2 separate regions of the Homo sapiens genome follow, and region 2 is linked to region 1. Evidence: chromatin loops called from intact Hi-C (ENCODE). Cell type or tissue: gastrocnemius medialis. All regions are shown on one strand.

What was found. Hi-C counts contacts between places; a loop is a spot of excess contacts. Peaks named below come from ENCODE experiments on the same cell type or tissue, not always from the same donor. Only the 100,000 strongest peaks of a DNase experiment are listed, where the experiment ranks them.
Region 2: it touches region 1 in a loop (6-fold over the local background); 28 of 110 quality-filtered maps call a loop at or near these places.

The regions. Positions count from the first base shown.
Region 1 is chr12:119,441,143-119,449,142 of GRCh38, reverse strand. The region is part of intron 2 of CCDC60 (coiled-coil domain containing 60); the gene reads right to left. All of the region lies in intron 2 of PRKAB1-AS1 (PRKAB1, TMEM233 and CCDC60 antisense RNA 1), which reads left to right. Among named protein-coding and RNA genes, the nearest start is that of CCDC60, 110 kb to the right of the region's middle. In gastrocnemius medialis, CTCF peaks have their summits at 4,296 and 4,497 (motif pointing left); no DNase peak of the experiment used is centred here.
Region 2 is chr12:119,644,549-119,652,548 of GRCh38, reverse strand. The region is part of intron 1 of PRKAB1-AS1 (PRKAB1, TMEM233 and CCDC60 antisense RNA 1); the gene reads left to right. It also overlaps a transcript of TMEM233 not described here. Among named protein-coding and RNA genes, the nearest start is that of PRKAB1-AS1, 20 kb to the left of the region's middle. In gastrocnemius medialis, CTCF peaks have their summits at 2,951 and 3,150 (motif pointing right); DNase peaks (open chromatin) are centred at 6,828 and 7,418; H3K27ac peaks cover 3,778 bases.

The DNA.
Region 1 (8,000 bases):
GACCTGTTCACATATACATACACATACACATAGACCCTCAGGCCACACAGCATCCTGCCTGCCCCCCAAAAAGTCACCCCATACCTTGGAAACACAGTGACAGCAACCTAAAATGGTCAATGGATTAGAGGATGCTGACCAGGCTGCAATCCCCACCGCCTGACTTCTATGTGGTTAAAAGGTGCCTTGGCTCAGGGCTTCTGTTTAATTAATGTGAGTCAGCGTTTGTGTAACGCTGTGTAAGAGGACTGCATTTCTTCTGGAAGAAGAGGGATAAAAACCTGCCAAGTGTCAACAAACAGTTCTATATGCATCCCAATTAGGGTGATTTCTGGAAGGCAGCAGAAGCCCACCACAGCTCTGGTTTCTAGGCAACTGCTATTAAGAGTTCTGAAGCTCACTGGAAAGAGAATATTGCCAAGTCTGCCTTGCTAAGGAACCTAATGCGCCTCTTCCAGACCCCCTCCCCTCCCCACCGCCATTCTTGTCTATTTACCCCATCATATTTAGAAGCAAATTATGTCTTAGAGGGGTGTAGAAGAAGCTAAATATCTTCGAGGGCAAAAGCCCTGGGGAAAGCTCAGGCTTGGAAAATCATGCTCTTGATAGTTACTGTTTCTAGCTCACTCTCTGTGTGTCAGGCAGGTCTCTGAAGCCTCACATGGGTTACATCATGTAATTCCTACAAGAGCCCTACAGGTAGACACTATCATTTCAAAGATGGAGAAACTGAGGCTCACGGATTGAAGCCACTTGCCCAAAGTCACACTATGAGAAGGTGGCAATGCCAGGATTTGGATTTCGGTCTGTCTGAATCCTGGAGTCATCGCCTCTTTAAAATAAATTTGTTTATATTTAAGATATACCACTTGACGATTTCATATGTGTATACCTTGTGACATTATCTCCACAATCAAGATAATTAATATATCCATCAGCTGTCATTGTTACCTTTTTTTTTTTTGGTGATAAGACAACATAGGATCTACCTGCTAAGCAAATGTCAAGTATACAGTAAAGTATTGTTACTATAGGCATCATGCTGTACATTAGAGCTCCAGAACTTATTTATCTTGCATAAGTGAAAATGTGTACCCTTGACAAACATGTCCCCATTCCACTCCATCCCTCCCCCACCCCACCCCGGCAACCATTCTTATACTCTCTGCCTCGATGAGTTTGCCTGTTTGCCTCTATTAGACTCAGTAGCCACTTTCTTTTCTTTCTTTTTTTCTTTTGAGACAGAGTTTCACTTGTTGCCCATGCTGGAGTGCAATGGCGCGATCTCAGCTCACTGCAACCTCCACCTCCCGGGTTCAGGCGATTCTCAGGAGCCAGTTTCTTAGCCACTGTGACTTCCTGCCACCTGTCAGCACCCAGGCAGCTACCCTACATGAGAAAACAGAAGCAAAGTATTGTGCATAGCAGTTGTTCAGCAGTCAGTTTTCAGTTCTGAGATAAACCGGTTCAATATGTTTTTTTCGAGAATGCAAGCTCCACCCTGCCATCCCTGTTATTACCTATTGTGCTTAATGACTAAATGGAATGGGAGGGATTGCTCTTATGGACCTGCCATTGTGGATATAGAAAAATGCATTAGCAGGGAGAGAGGCTTTTTCCAGGGCACACCAACAATTTCCAAATTACCCCCTGGTTTATAATTTCAGGACAAACAACAGACAATGGAATAAGGCACAAGACCACCAGCCTGTGATGGTTCGATCGGTGTTCTTCTGCCTGATTGATGGCAGGGACTGCTCGCTGGAGACCCACAACTCCTTAGGAATTCACAATGGCTCCTTCACTAAGCATCAGTACAAGGGGAAGTGGGAGGGGTCTGAGGCGCAATGCAGTTGCAAGGAGGTGTTGTCAAAGCTTCCCTTTTGAGTTTACAACTTGAGTCTTGCCTGTCACCGTGCAAAGAGGGCTTTTGATTGCCTCCTGGACATGGGGTGGTTACCTGACACTCGTCCTCACTGCGATATATTCAGAGGGATCCCAGCAGATGTAAAACCTCTTTCCAGGACCACGGGCCAGCTCTCTTCCTTTCTTCCAGAGTTTGCTGAGCTGTGTCAGTATGAAAGCTATTCCCTTAACTGCCTGATCCCCAGGATTAAGCTATCGCCTCTCGTCTTCTTCTCACATTTGAGATGACCTTACCTCAATCCTAGCCCAGTGCCTGACTCACAGCAGGAGCTTAGTAGAAGGCACCCAGCCTTCCAGGTCCTTGCCTGTAATCATGTGCAGATTGCTTTCTCCGTCTGGGATATCTCCACCAACTCCCTGTGACTTTTTAAAAATCTGATTATTGCCTATTATCTTTTCTAGACCAAAAATATCCAAAGGGTACAAATTAAAAAAAAACAAAAACAAAAAACTTACAGGGGCCATGCAAGTAAAAGGTAAATGAACCCAAACACACACATCCACACAGGCACACACAGCTTTTAAAGCTATATCCAGTGAACCATCGTAGACACTCTGACTCATAATTTGGCCTGTGATTCATTCTCTCTGTCTCCCGTCCTCCCTCTCCCTCTCCCTTTTTTTCTTCCTGTATCCTTCCTCCCACATCCTTCTGTAACCTCCCCATCCCAGCTCTTTAAGCTTTTATTTTTATCTTTGTATAGCTACCAATAAAGGGCTGTTCAGTTGTACGGCCCCAGGGGCATCATTGACATTGTACTCTACAAATTGTGGCGACATTCACCCTTGAGCATATATTGTGAATGATGCCCCCTGGAATTGTGCAAAAGGGCAGTCTTGCCCTGAACATATACTGCTCCCATCTCCACCCAATCCTTGTGCTTGTGTAATAGTAGACCTTCAGGAAAGGTTCATGAGATTTAGGAATTGCTCTTCAGTTAATGTGCATTTTGAGCTGTCTCAGAGCAAGGATAGAGATTCAGATTCCTGTTTTAACTAGTTGTTTAGATATGGCTTTATTTAATGGACTCCTATGTAAGCTTTTTTTTTGAGACTGTCTTGCAAAACAATGCTCTATTTGGTTTCTTTAACTTTGCACCCATATTCTGTCAGGAAACACTATTTATTTATTATTTTTAAATTTTTCCATAAGTTATTAGGGTACAGGTCGTGTTTGGTTACATGAGTAAGTTCTTTAGTGGTGATCTGTGAGATTTTGGTGCATCCATCACCTAAGCAGTATACACTGCACCATATTTGTAGTCTTTTGTCCCTCACCCCCCGTCCCCATCCCTCCAAGTCCCCAAAGTCCATTGTATCGTTCTTATGCCTTTGCGTCCTCATAGCTTAGCTTGAGAACACACGATATTTGGTTTTCCATTCCTGAGTTACTCCACTTCGAAGAATAGTCCCAAATCTCATCCAGGTTGCTGCAGATGCCATTAATTCATTCCTTTTTATGGCTGAGTAGTATTCCAGGAAACACTCTTTCGAAGCTAATCCAACCCTGAATAATTTCTAAAGCTTAACACATAGTCATAGATGCTGAAGGGTCAGGCCATTCACTTTTAAAAAATGGGACACTGCAGGCACGATGACATCAGAATTTCCTGACCCCCAAACTCTGTCTGCCTCAGATGCAACCTAAGGGAACTTGTTGAAGAATTGTTCTCAACACTTTGCAGCCTGCTTGATTTGGTTGTCCTGCATTTTTTTTTTTTTTTTAGCTCAGGGCAGAAAAATGCTTCTCAGAGCATTCCTTTTTTTTTTTTTTTTTTTTTTTGAGATGGAGTCTCGCTCTGTCACTCAGGCTGGAGTGCAGTGGTGTGATCCCGGCTCACTGCGACCTCTGCATCCCGGGTTCAAGCGATTCTCCCACCTCAGCCTCCCGAGTAGCTGGGACTACAGGCATGTGCCACCATACCCGGCTAATTTTTGTATTTTTAGTAGAGACGGGGTTTCACCATGTTGACCAGGCTGGTCTCAAACTCCTGGACTCAAGTGATCCACCCACCTCGGCCTCCCAAATTGCTGGGATTAAAGGCGTGAGCCACCGCGCCTGGCCTCAGGGCATTCTTATTGACTTTGTTCTCATTTTCATGGGAAATTTAGGGAAGATAAAGTTCGGGTATATTTTTAAGGGATCTTTCTATTCCAGTTGTATGGTAAAGTGCAGCTGTGGTGAGGTTGAGGGTATTTTCACTTTGGGGAAACATTGCCTTCCACATCACTGTTCATCTATTAAAATGCTTTATGTACTATATCTGGGCACCTAATAGAAAAAAAAAAGCCATTTTGCTCTTCCTGTAAGTTTTTCAGCAAGAAAGGGCCAGAAAATCACTTTGGTTAGACATTAGAGCAACTTCCCTTAGATCGAGCAGGGATAAGGTATCCCATAGCTCCTAAAGGTAGCCTCCCTTGTCCAGGTAGCCTGGTTGTCCGGGGGAAGGTATTTAATCAAACGCTCTGGGTTCTGAGAGCGATGATGGTGTGGATCAGCGAGATGTCAGAGAAGAGTGGCCAGCGTGGTCTCTAAGACCTTGGAGGACCTGTTTTTGTACAGCGCCACCTTGTGGCCATGAGAAGCAATGGCAGTGGAGGACACAGCGCCAACTTTCTGTGGGATAACAAACTTCAGCTTATTAGACAATTCAAGGGAAAGATGAGGCTCCTAGAGGGAGACTCTAGACTTCCCATGAATAATTCACGTAATGGCCTATGGCTAACTGGAAAAATAAAAGAAGCGAGACTTGAATTTGTAGCTCAGTTCATGTTACAAAAGAAATGGCCCTTATGATGTTCTTATTCACTTTTCTCCCAGTGACGAGACTATGAGAAAGGAAAGGAATTAACTCTTATCTAGCCTTTTCTTTTCCCATTGATTCAAGCCATTGGCTCTACTTCTAATAAATAGTAATAAGAAGAACTCTGATGATGACAAGAGCCAACACGTACTGTGACAACTCTATTCTAAACGCTTTCATTGTGTTACCTAACGTTATCCTGAAAACGATGTCTGAAAAGTATCTAGCTGTTTGTCTTTCAAGGCAAACAACAAACTATAGAACCTTAAGTTTCTTAGCTGTATGCTTTCTGGCATCTGATTTTCCCATCAGACAGGAATGAGACAACTTTGGGTCCCTGCACAGATAATAAGAAAATCTCACCTGCAGAGTGGACAGAGTCCTGATGGCATAGTTAAGCAGCTGGAATTGAGCCTTCAGAGATATTGGTGTATGTGTGTGTGTATGTGTGCCTGTGTGTAACACTTATGTCATCTGTGTGCCAGGTATGTGCATGTTAACTCATTTAATTCACAACCCTGTGAGGCAGACTTTATTATTGTCCCCATTTCATAGATGAGGGCAGTGAGACTCAGAGAGATTAGGTAACTCATCCATACTCAAAAAGCTAGTAGGTGGTAGAGCCAGGATTCATGCTGGCTCCAAAAGCCATGTTTTGTTCTATTGCCTGTGAATACATTAAATCAGGTAGGTGATTGGGAAGCTGGTTTTAAAGACAGTTTTTGTTTTCATACACTTTGGAATAGAGCCGTGAGGAAATTAATACCTGTTGAAATATATTTGTAAGCAATAATTTGGAAACAATGGGGTTTAAACTGCCTGCTGTTTTATTATTATTATTATCATGACTTTGAACTCTTGTAGGTTGCGGGTTGGAAAAGTGACAGACACGTCCCTTTCCCCACAGTGGGCTGCAAGGCCATTTCCCGTCTAGCATCCCAGTTGTTACTCCTGAGAACTATACAGGTGTTCTGAGGTTAGCTTGGTGAGCTTGTGAGATTTCTGGCTTTTTAATATAACTTTATTTTATTTTACTTTTAAGCAAAATCATGACTGCAAAATATCAGTTAATATGACAGAGAAGACCCAGACAAAGAAGTATTCAAAGGCTACAGTCTTTTCAGGAAAAATAGAAGTTTCCATCTGTATTGAAAAAGGCAAATAGATTGGAGACATTGGCAATTAGCTCAATGGAGTAAAAGCCATCAGAACAATCATTAATGAAGTTGCTGGTATTAAAGAAAAGGCTGAGCCTAGGATGTTACTGAGTAGGACAAAGACTTTAAATAAAGAATCCTACAGGTAGAAAGTGATATTCCTGATGCACGTTGGCACTGTCTGTGTGGCTCAGCTGGGCATTGCCAGTAAATTTAGGGGGAGAGTTACTTTCATGAACACTGTCTCTTTTCATTTTGCTTTCCATAAACTGCTTACTTGCTGCTGATGACTACGCTAAAGTCAGAAGAGCAAAAAGTCACGTCTGAAGTACTTTCAGCCTCTTTACACCGTATTTCTGGCTTTTCTTTCATTTCTTATGAGAAAAGTTTATTTTGTTTCAGGCATTTATGAAGTTGTCAGCAATGGAAGCACCGTGTAAATTTAGACAACTTCAGTTAAGTATTGAGAGTCTTAAAGCTGCATGCTTAAAAATTTAAACTGGTTAGGTAAATAATGCTACATTCTTACAATGAAATAGAATGCATCCATGCAAAGATAGTTATTATGTTTGTGTGGATATTGGATAGTAAAGACTTTTTTCAGATATAATAATGTTATTTTCGTTATGGTTTTAAACAGTCCTTATCTTCTCTAAATAGTTGTTTAAAATATTTACAGATAAAATGATATAATGCTTCAAAATAATGAGAGAGAGGATAATGCATAAATGAAATCAGATTGGCTATGATATGATTATTGATCTGAGCAATGGGTGCATAGGAGTTTGTTATATTATTCTTTTTCATAGAGACGTGGTTTCGCCATGTTGCCCAGGCTGGTCTCGAACTTCTGGGCTCAAGGCGATCCACCCCCTCTCTGCCTCCCAAAGTGCTGGGATTACAGGCATGAGCCACCGCACCTGGCCCATTTGTTATATTATTGTCTGCCTTTGTAGATATTTGAACATTTTTATACTAAAGAGTTGAAAGAAATGAAGTCACATATAGCTGTACATTTATTGAGGCTGTGAAAGATGCTCATAATCTTTTGCTAAATAAAAAAGCAAGTAGTCTATACGGAATGTTTTTTTTCTGTAAAAAATACACGTGGATCCATGAATGCATAGAAAATTGTTGCAAGTTGAGCTGCCAAAATAGGGGCTATTCCTGCCTGGGGTAATTATGGATAGTTTTATTACTTATGTATACATATTAATTGATATTTTCTAGCTTTTCTAGATTGTATTATTTGTGCGTTTTAAACTTTAAAAAAAATGGGCTTGGAAAACTGGCAGTATCTTCTAAAGCTGAGCATATGCAAACTCTATGAGCCAATTATTTCACTTTTAGGTATCTTCTGAAAAGAAGTATGTACATATGTTCAGCAAAAAAAAAGTATAAGAGTGTTCATAGCAGCTTTATTCATAATGGCTTTAAAGTGGAAATGACCCAAATGTCCATCAATGCTAGAGTGGATAAGTTGTGCTATCCTCACGCAATAAATACTACGCAGATACTGAGAGAGAACAGACTCCAAGTAATAGAGACAATATGGATAAATCTCAGAAAGACAATATTGAGTGAAAGAAACCAGGTACAATAAGAGTGCTAACTGAATAGTTCCATTGATTTAAAGCTCAAGACAAGAGGAACAAATCTAAATGTTAGAAGTCAGGAGAGTGATTTTCTTTGGGGTGTTAGAGACTGGAAGGGGACATGAGGAGGTTGCCTGGGAGGCCTTGGTAATGTTCCTTCTTCTGATGCTGATGAGGGTTACATGGGTGTGTTTGTTTCATGAAAATGTATTGGGCTGGATGCTGAATGATTTGTGTGCTTTCCTGCATTATGTTATATTTCAATTAAAAGTTCAAAAAAATTATAGAGCTTATTGCGTGTAGTGTCCACTCTAAGTGGTGAACTGGTGCTTTACCGTGCAAGCCTGTGGTTACATCCATTAGTGTAATGGCTTGTTCAACAATCCCAACAGGAAGAGATTTAAAATTAAATAAATATGGAAATCCCAGATGAACAGCTGCATTTGCACAGCTTCCGCTTATGAACATCCTGACTCCCCCCGCCCTGTATCATGTTTGCTTCAGCTGTCCCTAAAACA
Region 2 (8,000 bases), 200 kb before region 1:
GCTCTGTTCTCTGTGTGCTATGCAGACTGGGTGACCCTTCAGAGGAAAAGCCGGGTAAATGTGGATGATTCCCATTTTATGAGGATTCTTACTGACCCTCCAGTTTTTAGTTGTTCTCAGGTGTCTTTAATTTGTAAAAATGTTTTGTTCAGAGTTTGTAGCTGTACTAGGCAATGGAATTTGCCCAATATAAGTTACTCCTCCACTACTAAAATCCAGAAATCTAATTAGTCTCTATTGATGGACATTTTTGCTTCTCATTTTAAACTTTCACACATAACACTGCCTTGGTATATCCATACAATGTGACTGATTCACATATCCTAGCTCACATATCATAGTTTTCTGAGTAAAATAGTGGGAATAATTTCTAATATGGAATCACTAGGTCCAAGGGTACATACCTTTACACTTTTGCTAGAAATTGCCAAATTTCTCTCCAAAAGTGTTGCAGCAATGATGTTTGTGATATCTGTTTCTCACATCCTCCTCAACACTAAGCATTATTAATTTTTAAATTTTTTTGGTAGTCTGATTAATAAAAGTTGTATGCCATTGGTTTCCTATGCTTTTGTTGATTTATGAGTGAGGTGGACTAACTTTTCATTATTAGTCATTCTACTTATACTTTACTTGGGTACAGAAATTTTCATTTATTAGAATAAAAATTTCTAAGAGCTACTGTTTACTGAGCAATTCTTTTTTTTTTTTTTTTTTTTTTTTGAGACGGAGTCTCACTCTGTCGCCAGGCTGGACTGCAGTGGAATGATCTCGGCTCACTGCAACCTCCGACTCCCTGGTTCAGGTGATTTTCCTGCCTCAGCCTCCCGAGTAGCTGGGATTACAGGCATGTGCCACCACATCCAGCTAATTTTTTTTTTTTTTTGTATATTTAGTAGAGACGGGGTTTCACCATGTTGGCCAGGATGGTCTTGACCGCCTAACCTCATGATCCACCCACCTCTGCCTCCCAAAGTGCTGGGATTATAGGTGTGAGCCACTGCACCTGGCCTACTGAGCAATTCTTAAGGCAGGTCCTGACTGGACAATCCTACCCTTCTTGCTGCAGTTTTTTTCGGAATGGTCACATAACCCAGACTGGAGCACTGGGTTCAGGAATGGTTGTATGACCTAACTGTTACAGTAAGAATACAGTGGGGCTTTTGTCTGAAGGTTTAGGGTAGAGAGGCCTTCCTTCTCTCAGGACATTGATGAGGAAGTTTGTAGCCTGAAGAGCTACTCCCATGAGAGAAACCAGTTTGAGGTCAAAGAATACACAAAGGTGGACAAAGCTGAGAAAATCAAAGGGAAACAGAGCCATAGCCTATTAAATTTGTGATGTGCAGAATCAAACCAACCTTGAAGTTTGTCTTCTATCTGAAATTTTCCATTGTGAGAACTGGTAACTGCCCTTATTAAAGCCAGTTGGATTTTCTGTTGCTTACAACCCAAAGCATCCTAAATCGTATACTCGGATGGACTCATATCCTTCAACAGTAGAAATGTAGCTGTTTTTTCTTTCCTGTGTATATTAATTATTGTGCATAGAAAATATATCTTAGACATTGAAGTGAGACCTCAGAGCTTCTTAAATATCGAATAAGCAGGCCGGGAGCAGTGGCTTGTGCCTGTAATCCCAGCACTTTAGGAGGTCAAAGTGGGGAGATCACTTGAGTTCAGGAGTTCAAGACCAGCCTGGCCAACATGGCAAAACCCGATGGCTACTAAAAATACAAAAATTAGCTGGGTGTGGTGGCTCATGCCTGTAATCCCAGCTACTGGGGAGGCTGAGGCAGGAGAATCACTTGAATCTGGGGGGTGAAGGTTGCAGTGAGCTGAGATTGTGCCACTGCACCCCAGCCTGGGCAACAGAGCGAGACTCCGTCTCAAAAACAACAACAACAACAACAACAACAACAAAATCAAATAAGCAATCCCAAAAGGAATGTGTTATAATTAATGCAAATCGGCCGTAAAAGTTCATCTCACAGAAATTTATGTCAAGTTTGCAACGAATTAGGGACAATGGGTAATAGGCTATTAGGTCATTGCACGCTGTTATGCGTAGAAAGTAGTTCTGTTATTTTTGCTTAGTTATGAACTAAACTCTGAGAGTTAGTTTATCATTTATGGGAGTTAATTGAGTGTAATGATTAAGATCATGGATTTTAAAATCAAATGGCCCAACATTCAGCAGTTGTGCCTCAGACAAATTATTTAACTCTTCCATGACTCAGTTTCCTCAGATGCAAAGAGAAGTTAATGGTATTTATATCTAGGGTTGTTAATAATGATCAAATGAGAGATCATGTCAAAGGTTTAGCAGAATGTCTGGCAAATAGCAAGCCATAATGTTTGTTATTATAGTTACCCACTTTTTTTTTTTTTTTTGAGATGGAGTCTTGCTCTATTGCCCAGGCTGGAGTGCAGTGGCGCCATCTCTGCTCACTGCAAACTCCGCCTCCCGGGTTCACGCCATTCTCCTGCCTCAGCCTCCTGAGTAGCTGGGAGTACAGGCGCCCGCCACCGCGCCCGGCTAATTTTTTGTATTTTTAGTAGAGACGGGGTTTCAACGTGTTAGCCAGGGTGGTCTTGATCTCCTTACCTCGTGATCCGCTCACCTCGGCCTCCCAAAGTGCTGGGATTACAGGCGTGAGCCAACGCGCCCGGCCCTTTTTTTTTTTTTTTTTTTTTAATAGTTAAACAACTACCGTGGGACAGAAGAGCTAAGTTTAGAATTGTAGAATATAGAGACTGAAGAACAAGCCCCGCTGAGCCAGTGTTGGCATTTGATGATCTTATCCACCTTGAATTTCTAAGGAACAGAGGTGTGACTAATTGAATCTACATCATTTTTGAAAAGTTCCATATCAGAAATAAGTCTTAGAGTGAGATAGCCCAAAAATTACCATCAGAGATCAGCCAAAAATCTGGTTCCAAAGCAACAGTTGCTCAGTTTTTGTTTTACTGAAAGTTTATTACTCTAGAACATCTTGCTTCTTTGCTTCATCAAAGCTGTGTGATTTTCTTCCAGTTTGTTTCTGGATCCTACACTAACTCAGAGAGTATAAAAAGCAAAGAAATACGATATTTGTCAAATTGTTAGGGAACACTCTAAATTGTCTTTCTCCATTTTTTCCACTAGGGGGCATCCCAGGCACAAAGGAGGCTGGGGTTCATTTGGGTCTCTATCTTTTCTTTTTCTCTTCTTTTCTCTTCTCCTTTTCTTTTTCTTTTCTTCTGTTTTTTTGAGACAGAGTTTTGCTCTTGTGGCCCAGGCTGGAGTGCAGTGGCACAATCTCGGCTCACTGCAACCTCCGCCACCTGGGTTCAGGAGATTCTCCTGCCTCAGCTTCCCGAGTAGCTGAGATTACAAGCATGCACCACCACTCTCGGCTAATTTTTGTATTTTTAGTAGACATTGGGTTTCACCATGTTGGCCAGGCTGTTCTCGAAGTTCTGACCTCAGGTGATCCTCCTACCTCGGCCTCCCAAAGTGCTGGGATTACAGGCATGAGCCACCGCGCCCAGCCGGGTCTCTATCTTCTTGAAATTATTTTTTGGTATAAGTCGATTTTCATTTCTTCCTTTTTCTAAACCATCACGATAAGGAATATGTGAGAAAGTTTTGAGACAGGATTTACAGCCAATACCTTGGTTAGCTTCATCTTGCTTTAAAATTCAAGTTTAAATCTTGTCAGATAACAATGTAAAAATAAAGCTATGATGATGGAGGAAGCTTTGACTCAGTTTTCTTCTTCCATTTCTCTCTACCTCATTAATTAATTAATTAATTCATTCATTCATTAAATAACTATTGGAAACTTATGTGCCAGGTACCAAGCTAGGGACCAGGAAGACAGAGGTGAACAAGATGAACATGGTCCCTGCCCTCATGGGGGCTCATGATCTGCTGGGAAAGACAGATATTAAATGGTAATTGTGCAAACTGCATCTAACTACCATTGTGATATGACCTTGAGTGAAACCACGGGGAAGTGTGAGCATGCAAAAGGGAGACCCTCATGTTCTTGAAACGTTGGCATATCAGAGAAGGCACCTCTGAACAAGAGGCACTTAATCTGAGATAAAGGAGTGGACATTAGCCAGGAGGAAGGGCACATGGGGAAAAGAACCTTTCACTCATTCAGCAAATAGCTATAGAGTATCTGCCATGGGCCAAGCCCTAGTCTAGATGCTGGGGACACATCAGTGAACAGAACAGACAAGGTCTCTGCCCTCACAAGGTCAACATCCTAGGGGGAGGAGATAGATAATAAAGAAGATAATAAATAAGTAAACAGTTAAATAAAAATATTGTTAGTGGTGGCAAACCCCATGGAGGAAGTAAAACAGGGTGGTGTAATAGCAAGTGATGAGGGGTGGGGTGGTTGCCTTAGAGATGGGGGTTAGGTTGATCCTCTCTGAGAAACTGTGACCTAGGGCATGGGGAAGAAAGGACCAGCTATGTGAAAATCTGGAGAATGGTGTTATGAATGGAGGAAACAGCACACATAAGGCCTTGAGACCAGAATGATCTTGTCATGTTTGGGGCCAGTGTGTGGCTGCAGCTGAGTAGAGTGGGGGCGAGGTAGAAGATGAGATCTGAGAGGCAGCCAAGGGTCTGATCATGTAGGGCTTTGCGGGGTATCATTAAAAGTTTGGATTTTAAAACACCGCATGTTCTCACTCATAAGTGGGAGTTGAACAATGAGAACACATGGACACAGGGAGGGGAACATAACACACTGGGGCCTGTCGGGGGGGTGGGGGGCAAAGGGAGGGAGAGCATTAGGATAAATGCTTAATGCATGCAGGGCTTAAAACCTAGATAATAGGTTGATAGGTGCAGCAAACCACCATGGCACACATATACCTACGTAACAAACCTCCACGTTCTGCACATGTATCCCAGAACTTGAAGTTAAAAAATAAAAAAAAGTTTGGATTTTAGTCCAGAAGAGTAGATGCTCCAGAATGAGCAGTCCTTTTGACACTGAAGAAGAGAACAGACTCGCTGGCACTAGAGCCCATATCTAGGGGACCATCAACTTGTTAATGTCCCTTGGTCTTTTACTCCGAAGACAAAAAAAATGAAGAATAAACAAAGTTGTGGAAAAGGTACTGATTTCACCTATCAAGGATGAAAGGGCAAAATTACAAGAACGGATTCCTGATCACTGGTCAACAAGGGCAAATGCTTGTCTTAACTACAAAAGAGACACCAACTCAACTAAAAAGCCTGCTTGTCGAGGCAAAGTAGCATTTTGTGATTGGGGGTTAAAGACTGACCTTCCAGCTTTTAGTAATAAAGACCTTTTTAAGGACACACAAAAAAAGTTTGGATTTTAAAGGCTGGGTATGGTGGCTTACACCTACAATCCCAGCACTTTCGGAGGCAGAGGTGGGAGGATTGCTTGAGGCCAGAAGTTTGAGACTAGCCTGGGCCACATAGCAAGACTCCCATCTCTTCCAAAAAAAAAGAAAGTTTGAGTTTTAATTCCGTGGGTGGTCACTGGGTGTGTGGGTTGGGTTTCAGCAGAGGAATGATGTGATTAAGTCTAGGTTGTGAGATAACCCTGGCTGCTGTGTGTGTTTTTTAAGCGAATGGATGTCAAAGCAAGATGTAGTAGACAGAATAATGCTCGCCAAAAGATATCCCCATACAAACACCTGGAACTTGTGAATATGTTGGGTTACATGGTAAAGAGGAATTAAGGGAGCAGATGGAATTAAGGTTGCTAATCAGCTGACCTTAAAATAAGGAGATTTTTCTGGATCATCCAGGTGGACCCAAAGTAATGACAAGGGTCCCTAAATGGGGAAGAGAGAGGAAAAGGAGTCAGAACAAAAGAGATGCAGTGTGAAAAAGGCATCTTAAGGGGAGGAGGTAGATAATAAAGAAGATAATAAATAAGTAAATGGTGACTTTGCTGCCGTTGAAGATGGAAGGAGGCCCTGAGTCAAGGCATGTGGATAGCTTCTAGAAGGTGGAAAAGGCAAGAAAAGGGATTCTCTCTACGAACTTCCAGAAAGGAATCCAACCCTGCCGCCATCTTGATTTTGGTCCAGCAAGACCCGTTTTAGACTTCTGACCTCCAGAACTGCAAGATAATAAATTTGGGTTGTTTTAACTCATTAAGTTTGTAATGGTTGTTATACCAGAGAGCCCTGTAAGAAAGCTACTGTAGGACTGGTGCCGTGGCTCATGCCTTTAATCTTGGCACTTTGGGAAGCCGAGGTGGGCGGATCACTTGAGGCCAGGAGTTCGAGACCAGCCCGGCCAACATGGCAAAACTCCGTCTCTACTAAAAATACAAAAAATTAGCTGGGCATGGTGGTGCTAGCCTGTAGTCCCAGCTACTCGGGAGGCTGAGGCAGAAGAATTGCTTGAACCTGGGAGGCGGAGGTTGCAGTGAGCCAAGATCATGCCACTGTACTCAAGCCTGGGCAACAGAGCAAGACTCCATCTCAAAAAAAAAAAAAAGCTACTGTAATTGTTTAGATGAGCTTTGGTAATGGCTCAAGAAATATTTATTTACCTTCCCTTCTAGGCGTGCTTTAGGTCCTCTTTCTTGGGGGTGATCAGGCCATTTCTATATAGGCAGAATTTGGCCTTTTATGAGTTCCTCCCAATACTTTCACTCCAACTAGTACAACTAGTACAACTAGTCCCCATGCATGGGATTCCACGTGACCTGGGGGAGTAAACACTTGGTCACAGTTCCAGGAGCAGACAGCTTGGGTGCATCAGTGAACCAGTGTGGGTGCAAACTGGGAAATTCTACACTGGGACAGGAAGAGAGATGAACGCCGTGACCGGGTCATTGCAGGTCTGACTGGCTGCTCACCCGAGGTTTGGAACAGGTACTCGAGATGAAACTCTCTGATGCCTCATGCAGGCAATGCACAGAGGCAACTTCATACTTCCCTCTCCTGACCCCTGATAAATAGATGTCTACTGGAATGAATGAATGAATGTATTGGAAAGGGAATTCCTTCTTTCTGTGGCTTCTCCAGCAAGTGTAGGTGATGCCTGAGTCATCTTTATGCCTGCCTCTCTTTGTGCTTGTCCAAACCAGAATTCAAAGTGTTTTGGTGCAGGGACATATTTTTATAGGGCAATTCCCCAGACTTAAATATTCAATATTCGTGAGTATTTTTTAAGAATTGGTTGTAACCCATGAGTATGAACGTTATCTTACAAGATTTTTTTTTTTTTTTTTTTGGTAATTGGTGGCCCAGAACTGTCTCTTATATTTAGAAGCCTGAATCTAGGGTTACGTATCAAGATATGTGCATCATGCTGTTTTGCTGAATGCAGCTGTCCTGCTGTAGGCCAAAGGTAATTTGCTGATCCAGGAGCTGAGGCCAGCGATTTTATATCTGCATCTGTTTCTGCCCATAACTTGTGGGCAGAGACAGGGCAACTTCAAGAGCTGTAGCCCTATTGGCCTCAGCACTGCGAAGAATGGTAGGACAGGGACTGTCTTCCTTCCCTTTAGTACAGCCAGTGTGTTCTCCTGCAAAGTGATGGCACAATACTTTGTTTATGCCTCTGTCTGGGCACTCTCATGTTTCCTTCTCATTGTTTGTGTGTGTCTGTTCCCCCCACTAGACTACTGCCACCTTCTCAGGGGTCTCTCTTAAACATTCTGGAATTTCCACCAGCCCAGTTTCTGTGGTTGAGCAGGTGCTCTATAAATACTGGTCAGAGAAGGAGCTGGATGAAAGTGACAACACCACGGGGAAATTGAAAAGCTATGAGGAGGCTGGGTGTGGTGGCTCACACCTGTAATCCCAGCACTTTGGGAGGCCGAGGTGGGTGGATCACCTGAGGTCAGGAGTTCGAGACCAGCCTGGCCAACATGGTGAAACCCAGTCTCTACTAAAAATACAAAAAATTAGCCAGGTGTGGTGGTGCACACCTGTAATCCCAGCTACTCAGGAAGCTGAAGCAGGAGAATCGCTTGAACCCGGGAGGTGGAGGTTGCAGTGAG